Regions from separate parts of the Homo sapiens genome. Here region 1 is linked to region 2. A link is a loop called in an ENCODE intact Hi-C map of the cell type or tissue named here. Cell type or tissue: CD14-positive monocyte. All regions are shown on one strand. Links, peaks and the distances in the headings refer to the core of each region. The heading gives the core; the rest is flanking DNA. Region 1 overlaps RIN2 (Ras and Rab interactor 2). Region 2 overlaps RIN2 (Ras and Rab interactor 2).

The links. Peaks named below come from ENCODE experiments on the same cell type or tissue, not always from the same donor. Only the 100,000 strongest peaks of a DNase experiment are listed, where the experiment ranks them.
Region 1: a loop joins it to region 2, with 2.6 times the contacts of the local background. A loop is called at or near these places in 1 of 110 quality-filtered maps.

The regions. Positions count from the first base shown.
Region 1 is chr20:19,866,210-19,870,602 of GRCh38, forward strand. The region is part of intron 2 of RIN2 (Ras and Rab interactor 2); the gene reads left to right. Among named protein-coding and RNA genes, the nearest start is that of RIN2, 110 kb to the left of the region's middle. In CD14-positive monocyte, for the core only: no CTCF peak of the experiment used is centred there; DNase peaks (open chromatin) are centred at 1,052, 2,042 and 2,362; H3K4me3 peaks cover 930 bases; H3K27ac peaks cover 2,835 bases.
Region 2 is chr20:19,933,049-19,937,441 of GRCh38, forward strand. RIN2 (Ras and Rab interactor 2) reads left to right here. Exons shown (of 13, transcript NM_018993.4): 4 at 2,051-2,151. Among named protein-coding and RNA genes, the nearest start is that of NAA20, 82 kb to the right of the region's middle. In CD14-positive monocyte, for the core only: no CTCF peak of the experiment used is centred there; DNase peaks (open chromatin) are centred at 1,943 and 2,903; H3K4me3 peaks cover 2,922 bases; H3K27ac peaks cover 4,000 bases.

The DNA of each region.
Region 1 (4,393 bases), core at 192-4,191, 67 kb before region 2:
GTGCTACTATGAGAATCTAATGCCACTGCTGATCTGACAGGAGGCAGAGCTCAGGTGATAATATGAGCAATGGGGAGTGGCTGTAAATACAGATGAAGCTTCACTGCCTCACTCACTGCTCACCTCCTGCTGTGCAGTCTTGGGGGGTGGGGGACCCCTGATATATAGGACTGATGAACTCCAAGTTCAGAATTCTTGTAACCTCTGAAAAGAAAAAGGATATATGATAGACAGGACTCCACAGGGCTGGGGAGTGCAGAGAGACATGTTACATCTTTAAACCTTTTTGTATATCTTTAACATTGCATACAAAATTCACAAAACACATAGCCATATATGCTTTTTATATCAAATTTCAAGCTTTTAAAAAACATTAACGTGAAATTGTGTTTCTAGATTAATTTTGGATATTTTATTTTATTTTATTTATTTTGAGACAGAGTCTTCCTGTGTCACCCAGGCGGGAGTGCAGTGGCATGATCTCAGCTCACTGCAAGTTCCACCTCCCAGGTTCAAATGATTCTCATGCCTCAGCCTCCTGAGTAGCTGGGATTACAGGCAGGCACCACCACACCAGCATAATTATTGTATTTTTAGTAGAGATGGGGTTTCACTATGTTGACCAGGCTGATCTCGATCTCCTGACCTCAAGCGATTCTCCCGCCTTGGCCTCCCAAAGTGCTGGGATTACAGGAGTGAGCCACCATACCTGGCCAGATTAATTTATTTTTCAACACACATGTTAGTGTTTTGCTGTGCGAAAACGTTAAACCATCACTAAGAATCTTGTTTATTTTTATTTTTTTTTTTGTTTAATGGAATGCATTTTTACATTTTTAAATAATTTCAAATTTACACAAAGTTTGCAAGTATAGTACAGAGACTCATAAGATGTCAGTTATCCAGATTAACACATTTTAACATTTTACCATATTTGTTTTATTTCTCTTTTTTACCTCTCACTCCACACACAACACGTGCACACATGCTCATGTGCACACACACACACTTTTTTCTAAACCATTGGACAGTAAGTTGCATGAGTCACGCCTCTTTACCACTCAATACTTTAGTGTTTACTTCTTAAGAACAAGGACATATTTTTACATCATCACAATCCAGTTACCAAATTCAGGAAATTTAACATTGATGCAATACTTTAATCTGTTGCCCATATTTCAGTTTTTCCAATTATCCCAATAATGTCATTTACAGCATTTTTTTTCAGTTAAGCATCCAACTGAGGATCATTTATTGAATTGAGTTGTCACTTCTGTTTAGAGACTCCTTCACTCTGAAATGTATCCTTAGCTTTTGTTGCCTTTTAAGACCTTTACGTTTTTAGAGCATGCAGGCCAATCATTTTTGTAGAGTGACCCTCAGTTTAGGTTTGTCTGATGCTCCTCACAGTAGATTCATGTTTTGCACCCGTGGCAGGAATGCCCCAGAGTGATGCGGTGGCCTCCTCAGTCCCAGATATCAGGAGGCACATGTGGCAGGTTTGTTTTATTCCTGGTGACACCAGCTCCAATAGTTTAGTTAAGATGGTGGTGTCCACCAAGTTTCTCTGCAGTGGGAGAATTTTAAGAGTTGTGGTTTGTCTAAAACTGAGAGATGAATCAAACTGGGAGGGTATTTAGACTTTGCTGGATGATGGCCCCAAAGCTGCTCTGAAAATGCTGTGCAGCTGGGTGAGCCGGCCTGCTCTCTGAACTGCAAGGCGTTTTCGTGGGACAAGAAAGGGCAGCATCAGCAGCCTGTTCTGTGGCTGGGGCTGCAAAAGCCATCAGTGTCGTCATGTCTGGCGTGGGGCATGCTGGTGCACAAAGAGCCGAACCAAGCTCCACAGCAGGAACTGACACCAAGCCAGGCCCCAAGGAGGCCTGTGAGTGTGGCCAGTTCCCTGCTTTGGTGACGTGATATTTATGCACCACGGCTCTTCTGAGGTTTCTCCAACTTTCCCATATAAAATGAAGATGGCCTTTCTTCTGAGCCAGGGCTGCCCAAGTGGCAGGCCACAAACCACGCATCGCCTGACCCAGGCTGGGGCAGCAGCGTCTCGGAGAAAAACAGGAAATTGGGACATACGCGCTTTCCACCGCCTGGCTACGTTATGAGTTTCTTAGTGGTTCCATGTGGCTTGAGTAACAGGGTAATTTTCCTTAATGCAGTAAAATACCCAAAGGAATGAAGATGTATTTTATTGGACAACGTTTTATTTTAGTAAATTATTTAGTGTCCAGCACTGTTTGAAGTACTCTTACAGATTCGCTCCTGAATTCATACCACACACTTTCACTGGGCCAGGAAACACGTGAAATGAGCAGGGCAGGTCTTAGGGTTTCATCCGGGTTTTATGATATGCTGGGCAGACCGTGAACATTCGACAACAGGCCGTGCTCCATCCTGTAGGGGCACACAGCCTATGTGAGATAAACAGACAGCTATAATCATGATGTTGTGGAGGCTGTCAGAGGGACCTTGGGGACCCAGAAAGGGGAAGGGCTGATAATGGGAATAGGTAATGAAGGGAAGCTAGCACAGAGATGATCTCTGACCTAAGTCTTGAGGGATAAAAAGGTGTTCACTAGCTGGGCATGCTGGCTCACACCTGTAATCCCAGCACTTTGAGAGGCCAAGGGGGGTGGATCACCTAAGGTCAGGAGTTCAAGACCAACCTGGCCAACATCGTGAAACCTTGTCTCTACTAAAAATACAAAAAGTTAGCTGGGTGTGGTGGCATGTGCCTCTAATTCCAGCTACTCGGGAGGCAGAGACAGGAGAATTGCTTGAACCGGGAGGTGGAGGTTGCAGTTGAGCCGAGATCACGCCACTGCACTCCAGCCTGGGTGACAGAGCAAGACTCCGTCTCAAAAAAAAAAAAAAAAAAAAAAAGTGTTCACCAGGTGGTGAGGCATTTTAAACAGAGACTGAGTGATGTATACAGAAACACGCAGGGTGGATGAGTCTGCGCTGGAGAGAGGGATTAGAAATGCAAATAAAGGTTTGAATGAAATTGATGAAGACCATATACGCTGTGGCAGAGTTTGGACTGATGTCAGGGCCACCTTGATTAGATTTTGTGTTTTAGGCAGGATTTCCCAAACTTGAGAGGAAGGGTTTCTGGGGAACAAGACCCTCACTATTCCTTCAGAGGTTACTGACTTTTGTGACATGGTGAGGTGGGGAGACGAAGCCACGTCATCACTGGCCACACTGAAGATGGGTTAGCACTGACCCCAGGGAAGGGCCAAACCAAGAGATAGAAAAAGCTGGGGAAATGGGGCCTGGTTGAATTGTGGAGCTGCTGGATTGGCCCATGCCACTCCATGAAGCCTCCACCCTCACCCTGGACTTTAGGCCATCCCTTAATCACTTTTACTGCTTAGAGATTTTTAAGCTTTTATTTTGTTCTTGGGTTTTTTTTTTTTTGAGAGACAGGGTCTCGCTCTGGGGCCCAAGCTGGAGTGCAGTGGTGCAATCACAGCTACTGCAGCCTCGAACTCCTAGACTCAAGTGATGCTCCCACCTCAGCCTCCCAAGTAGCTGGGAATACAGGTGTGCACCACCATGCCTGGCTAATTTTATTTATTTATTTATTTATTTATTTATTTATTTATTTATTGTAGAGAAGGGGGTTCGCTATGTTGCCCAGATGACAGTGCTGGACCCAAGCAATTCTCCCGCCTGGGCGTCCCAAAGCATTGGGATTACAGGCGTGAGCCACCTCACGGGGCCAAGTTATTTTGAAATAATGTCAAACTTCCAGAACCGTGGCAAGAATAGTTCTGAGGACTCCTCTGTACTATTTGCACAGGTTCACTGACCTGTGCCATTTTGCCCCATTTCCTGTATCAGCCTCTGAACCAGGTTAGAGTAGATTGTAGCCATCAGGCCCCTTCACCACTTACTGCACCAGTATATACTTCTGAAGAACATGGAGGTTCTCCTACATTCCCACAGTTCGATGACCCAAGAATGGAGCCTAATCATCATATGATACTTTGATCTAAACCCGAGATGCCAATTGTTATCATTTTTCCCAATAATGTCCTGTATAGCATGTTTCTTTCTCTAGTCCAGGAACTAGTCCAGATCATGTCTTTTGCAGGAAGGTGTCAGGCCTCTTTAATCTTTTTTAAGAGTGATTCCTCAGGCTAGGTGTAGTGGCTCAAGCCTGTAATCCCAACACTTTGGGAGGCCAAGGTGGGTGGATCATATAAGGCCAGGAGTTCAAAACCAGCCTGGCCAACATGGTGAAACCCCATCTCTACTAAAAATACAAAAATTAGCCAGGCACGATGGTGCACGTCTGTAATCCTAGCTACCCAGGAGGTTGAGGCACGAGAATCACTTGAACCCAGGAGGCAGAGGTTGCAGTGAGCCAAGATCG
Region 2 (4,393 bases), core at 102-4,101:
TAGTTCCACCACTACCACCTCGGTCCAAGCTGCATCATCTCTTGCCTAGACCACTGTAGTTGCTCCTAACTGGTCTTCCTGTTTCTCATCTTGCCCTTTCCAACCACCTCAGTGCCAAGGTGATCGGTTTAGACCATAAAACAGATGTAAAATGGCTTTCTCCTACTTAAGGCCTTCCAATGGTTCTTATCATGGAAGACTCAAGGTGGTGAATACCATGATCTACAAAGTTGGCAAGATCTGATCCCTGCCTGCCTCTCCTCCTGCACACCTTCCTGGCCTCCAGAACTTTCTCTCCATGTGGAGGGCTCTTCCTTTGATCTTTTCATGGCATTCTTGTCATTCAAGGCTCTATCGCTTAAAAAAGACTTGCCCTGACCAACCCGCCCTGATCTGTTTGGCCCCTTTGTTGCTCCCACAGCATTACCTTCACCTGTCTTCATTCTGGAACTGCTCAGTGCTTGGTTCTGGTGTCTTTCTGCCCCACCAGAATCTCATCTCCATGAGAACTGAGATCTTCTCAGCTCCACTCCCCATTTGCAGTACCTGGCATGAAGCGGGAGCCCATAAAAGTTTGTCGAAATAGTGAGTGAATAGATGGGGTCACATTTTAGAACAAGCTTTAAGCGCAAGTGAAGTTTCCCTCCCAGAGTCTGGGTGGGATAAAAGCTACCTGAGACAAGACAACATTTCTCTTTAGTGAGAACAGTGCTCAAATTTCTTAGCCTCAGGACCCCTTGATGCTCTTTAAAATTATTATTGTTGTTGTTATTTTTTTGAGATGGAGCCTCACTCTGTCGCCCAGGCTGGAGTGCAGTGGCATGATCTTGGCTCACTGCAACCTCCATCTCCTGGGTTCAAGTGATTCTCCTACCTCAGCCTCTGGAGTAGCTGGGACTACAGGCACGCACCACCACGCCTGGCTAATTTTTTTGTATTTATGTACAGATGGGGTTTTACCATGTTGGCCAGGCTGGTCTTGAACTCCTGACCTCAAGTGATCTGCCTGCCTCGGCCTCCCAAAGTGCTGGGATTACAGGCAAGAGCCGCTATGCCTGGCCAATGCTCTTAAAAATTATTGAGGATCCCAAAGAACTTATGTTTGTATGGATCATATCTATAAATAGTTGCCATCTTAGAAATTAAAATGAAGGAATTTAATAACGCTTATTTTAAAACAATAATGGACCTGTTACCTGTTAATGTAAATAACGTTTGTATGGAAAATTACTATGTTTTCAAAAAATAGTGAGCAGAGTGGCACCCTTGAGAACAGCCACTGTACACTTACAGTGCCTAGTACGCGCCAGGAAAGACTCTGTTGAATGAGTGAATAGGAGGGTGAAAGATTTTAGACCAGCCTGAAGGGTCAGATGCAGGTGCATGGATAGGTGGGGATCTGAGATGGGGCCGCCTTTTCCCCTAGATGGCCCTGGGGCCCACTCCCCTCCTCCCCACTCATCCACCCCAGCCTCACTCAGTCCTTTCTCTTCCCTTTCCCCAACAATCTTCTCTCCACAGCAGTGCAAAGAATAGAACAAGAAATCATTTTGATGTCGTCAGAAATCAATATGTAAGCTGGATATATCTTTTAAATAAACTCATTTCTATAACAAAATAATCATTGTATGAATTTCAGTCCTTCAAAGGGGGTTCCTTTGGAGGGTTTCCCTTGCCAAATGAATATTGAGGCCCGGTTTTGCCAGGATGTATTTATTCCCGTCTATATTCATGTTGAGAAAGCTAACTGGGTGTTATATTATCTTCCTTATTACAATACTGAAACCTAACAAACTGGGTGTCATATTCTTTTCCTTATTACAATACCGAAACCTAAGTTCTTCCCCTTTCTAAGGAGAAGCTGCCTCCTCCCCCTTTATTTTTTCCTCTGGCTAGAGGAAATTCACAGAGCCAAGATTAAAAAAAAAAAAAAAGAAATAGAAAAAGATGGTCATCTCTGTTCCTATTGAAAAGCCTGAGTTCCCCGGGCGCTGTGGGCATGCCACGCCTCTCCACTTCCTGACGTCATACTATTTTTGTCTTTGAATAGCTCATTGACACAATTGCCTCGGAGATCGGAGAACTGAAACAGGAGATGGTGCGGACAGATGTCAACCTGGAAAATGGCCTGGAACCCGCTGAAACCCACAGGTGACCAGAGACACGGTTAGGTGATGGGTGCGAGAAAGGGATCGAGTGAACCCTGGCACTGCCAAGGGCTGACTTGCAGTCACTCCTCAGAAGTCTGGGAGCTGGGAGTGTGGTAGCAGCTCTAGATGAAATCCTCTGTAGGAGGTGGGAGTGGCCTAGGAACTAGTTGTCTGCTTGTTTATTTTAATCACTTTGAAGGCACTTGAACTTTATACTCTCTCAATTCCTCCTGGCACCAGAACCCGGAAACCTAAAATTGTCTGTGCCATATCCACCTACTCCCAATGATGGAAACAGTAATGCAGCAAGATCCAGCGTGTGCAAAGTAGAATTCAGTGTAGCCGTGTGAGTCTCCAGAAGGCTTACAGGGGAGCAGCTAAAGAGGATGGACTCATTTTGCATTCTCAGGTCAGAGAAAAACCCCAGCAGTCTCCAAAAAACCATTAACCTGAAAAGCCGTGCAGTGATTGGAAACTGGATGTGGTTGTAAATTCGATACAAAGGGAAGGCGGCGTGCTGTGCTGTTGAAGGCGATACCTGTGCACATACTGCACACCGTCTGAATAGGAGGCAAGGGACTGGTCTGTACCTGGAGAAAGGGGGTGCAAAGGTCGGGGGGTGGTGGGAAGTTGAAGGTGACTTCTTCCAACTTTGATGCTAACAAGATAACAATATAATGGCTATAAAAAGACACAGACACTTCGTGCCTTAGAGGCCAGATTTGTTAACAGCTTCCCCTTTCTCCCAGAAAGTGGGGCTGAGCCTGCCTGGAGCAGTGTGAGGCTGAGATTTATGGAGTAGGTTTTGCCTGCAAGTCATGCAACAGGCAGGCCAGCCAGATGGTTCTGGTTGTCCAGGCAAGTTTCAAACCAGCCCGACTAGTTCCGCCATACGCTGACGGGAGAGAGCAACATCCCAGGGAGGCACTTGCAGCTGGAAGGTGGTACTTTGATACCCGATGTCTCTGGGGGAACAGCACTCACCCTTAATTCTCTGTGCCTTCCTTTCCTTTCCTTCTCTACAAAACGATGGGGGTGAACCAGATGGTCCCCCTGCTCCTTGCAGCACACCCAGCATTCTATGATTGTTCTTGACCTCAGTGTGAAAGTCTTATTTTTTCCCCATAAACTAGACAAATGCACAATGATTTTCAGGTAGTGACTCTCTGCCTCACCTCCAGAGTAGTTTCAAACATCGTGGAACTTTAGCCAGGGAATTTCTCTATCCTGTGCCTTGTTGAGCTAAAATTTAATTGGGAGTCTAGGCTGATAACAACAGAAAAGAGAGCTTTGGTAGCACTGATTTCTTTCATAGCCAGGAAAGGCGGCTCTGTGAGATCAACCCCAAGCTCCACAGATGACAGACACCCAGACACAGAGCGGCGGAAACCTTTCCCCTGCATATAAGCACAGGGGATTTTGGGGGTGTGAGAAGGACGTTCTGAACATGTGAGGGGCCCTCAAGATCTTGTTTTCTGACTCCGGTGGGTATTAGAGTGAGAGCTGGGTGGTTGCTTAATCTTTAACATTTCCTTCCATCTTTTCCTTTTCAGAGGTAAGAATAACTGTAAGCAGTCCACAACAGCCTTTTTTCCCAGATGAATGTCACTTTGAATGCTATGTTGCTTAATTCATGAATTTATACATTTGCAAAGGCATTTTATTTGGCTTTTTTTTAACAGAAAAGAAAGAGGAAAAAGCAAGATGAGTTGTCTTTATTTAACAATATAGATCATGTTGGCCATGTGGCAACACTGTTCATATTAAACTACTGTTCTAAGTCGCTTATAGCGACTAACTTACGGAATCTTCCTAGCACTTCCAGGAGGGAAAGCTCTTTAGGGCCTGCATTTGACTGATGTGGAAACTGTGTGCTGTGGGGAAAAAGCTACACAGTTTTGGCTTCTGTGCTGGAGTGTCTTGCTGATTTTTTAGAAGTAGTGAGTTTGGTTTTAATTTCTCCATTTTGTCCAATGGAGCTGTCAGGAGGGCCAGTTCAGTTATTTCTAAGATCAAGGAAAAGCATAGCTGTGGCCACAATTCAGCCTGGCACAGAGCAGCAGCCAAAGGGGAGAGGAGGGAAGAGGAAAGCAGACCAGTAGGTAGCAGAGTTGCTTTCAGCAAAACCCCTGGAGAAAGAAGTGGCGAGCACCGCCCGGGCCCCTGGCTCTGCACGTCTGACGGCTGCAGGAAATGCACCGCCGTCAGCTTCCTCTGCAGCTTCGTACTCTGTGAGTGTGAGC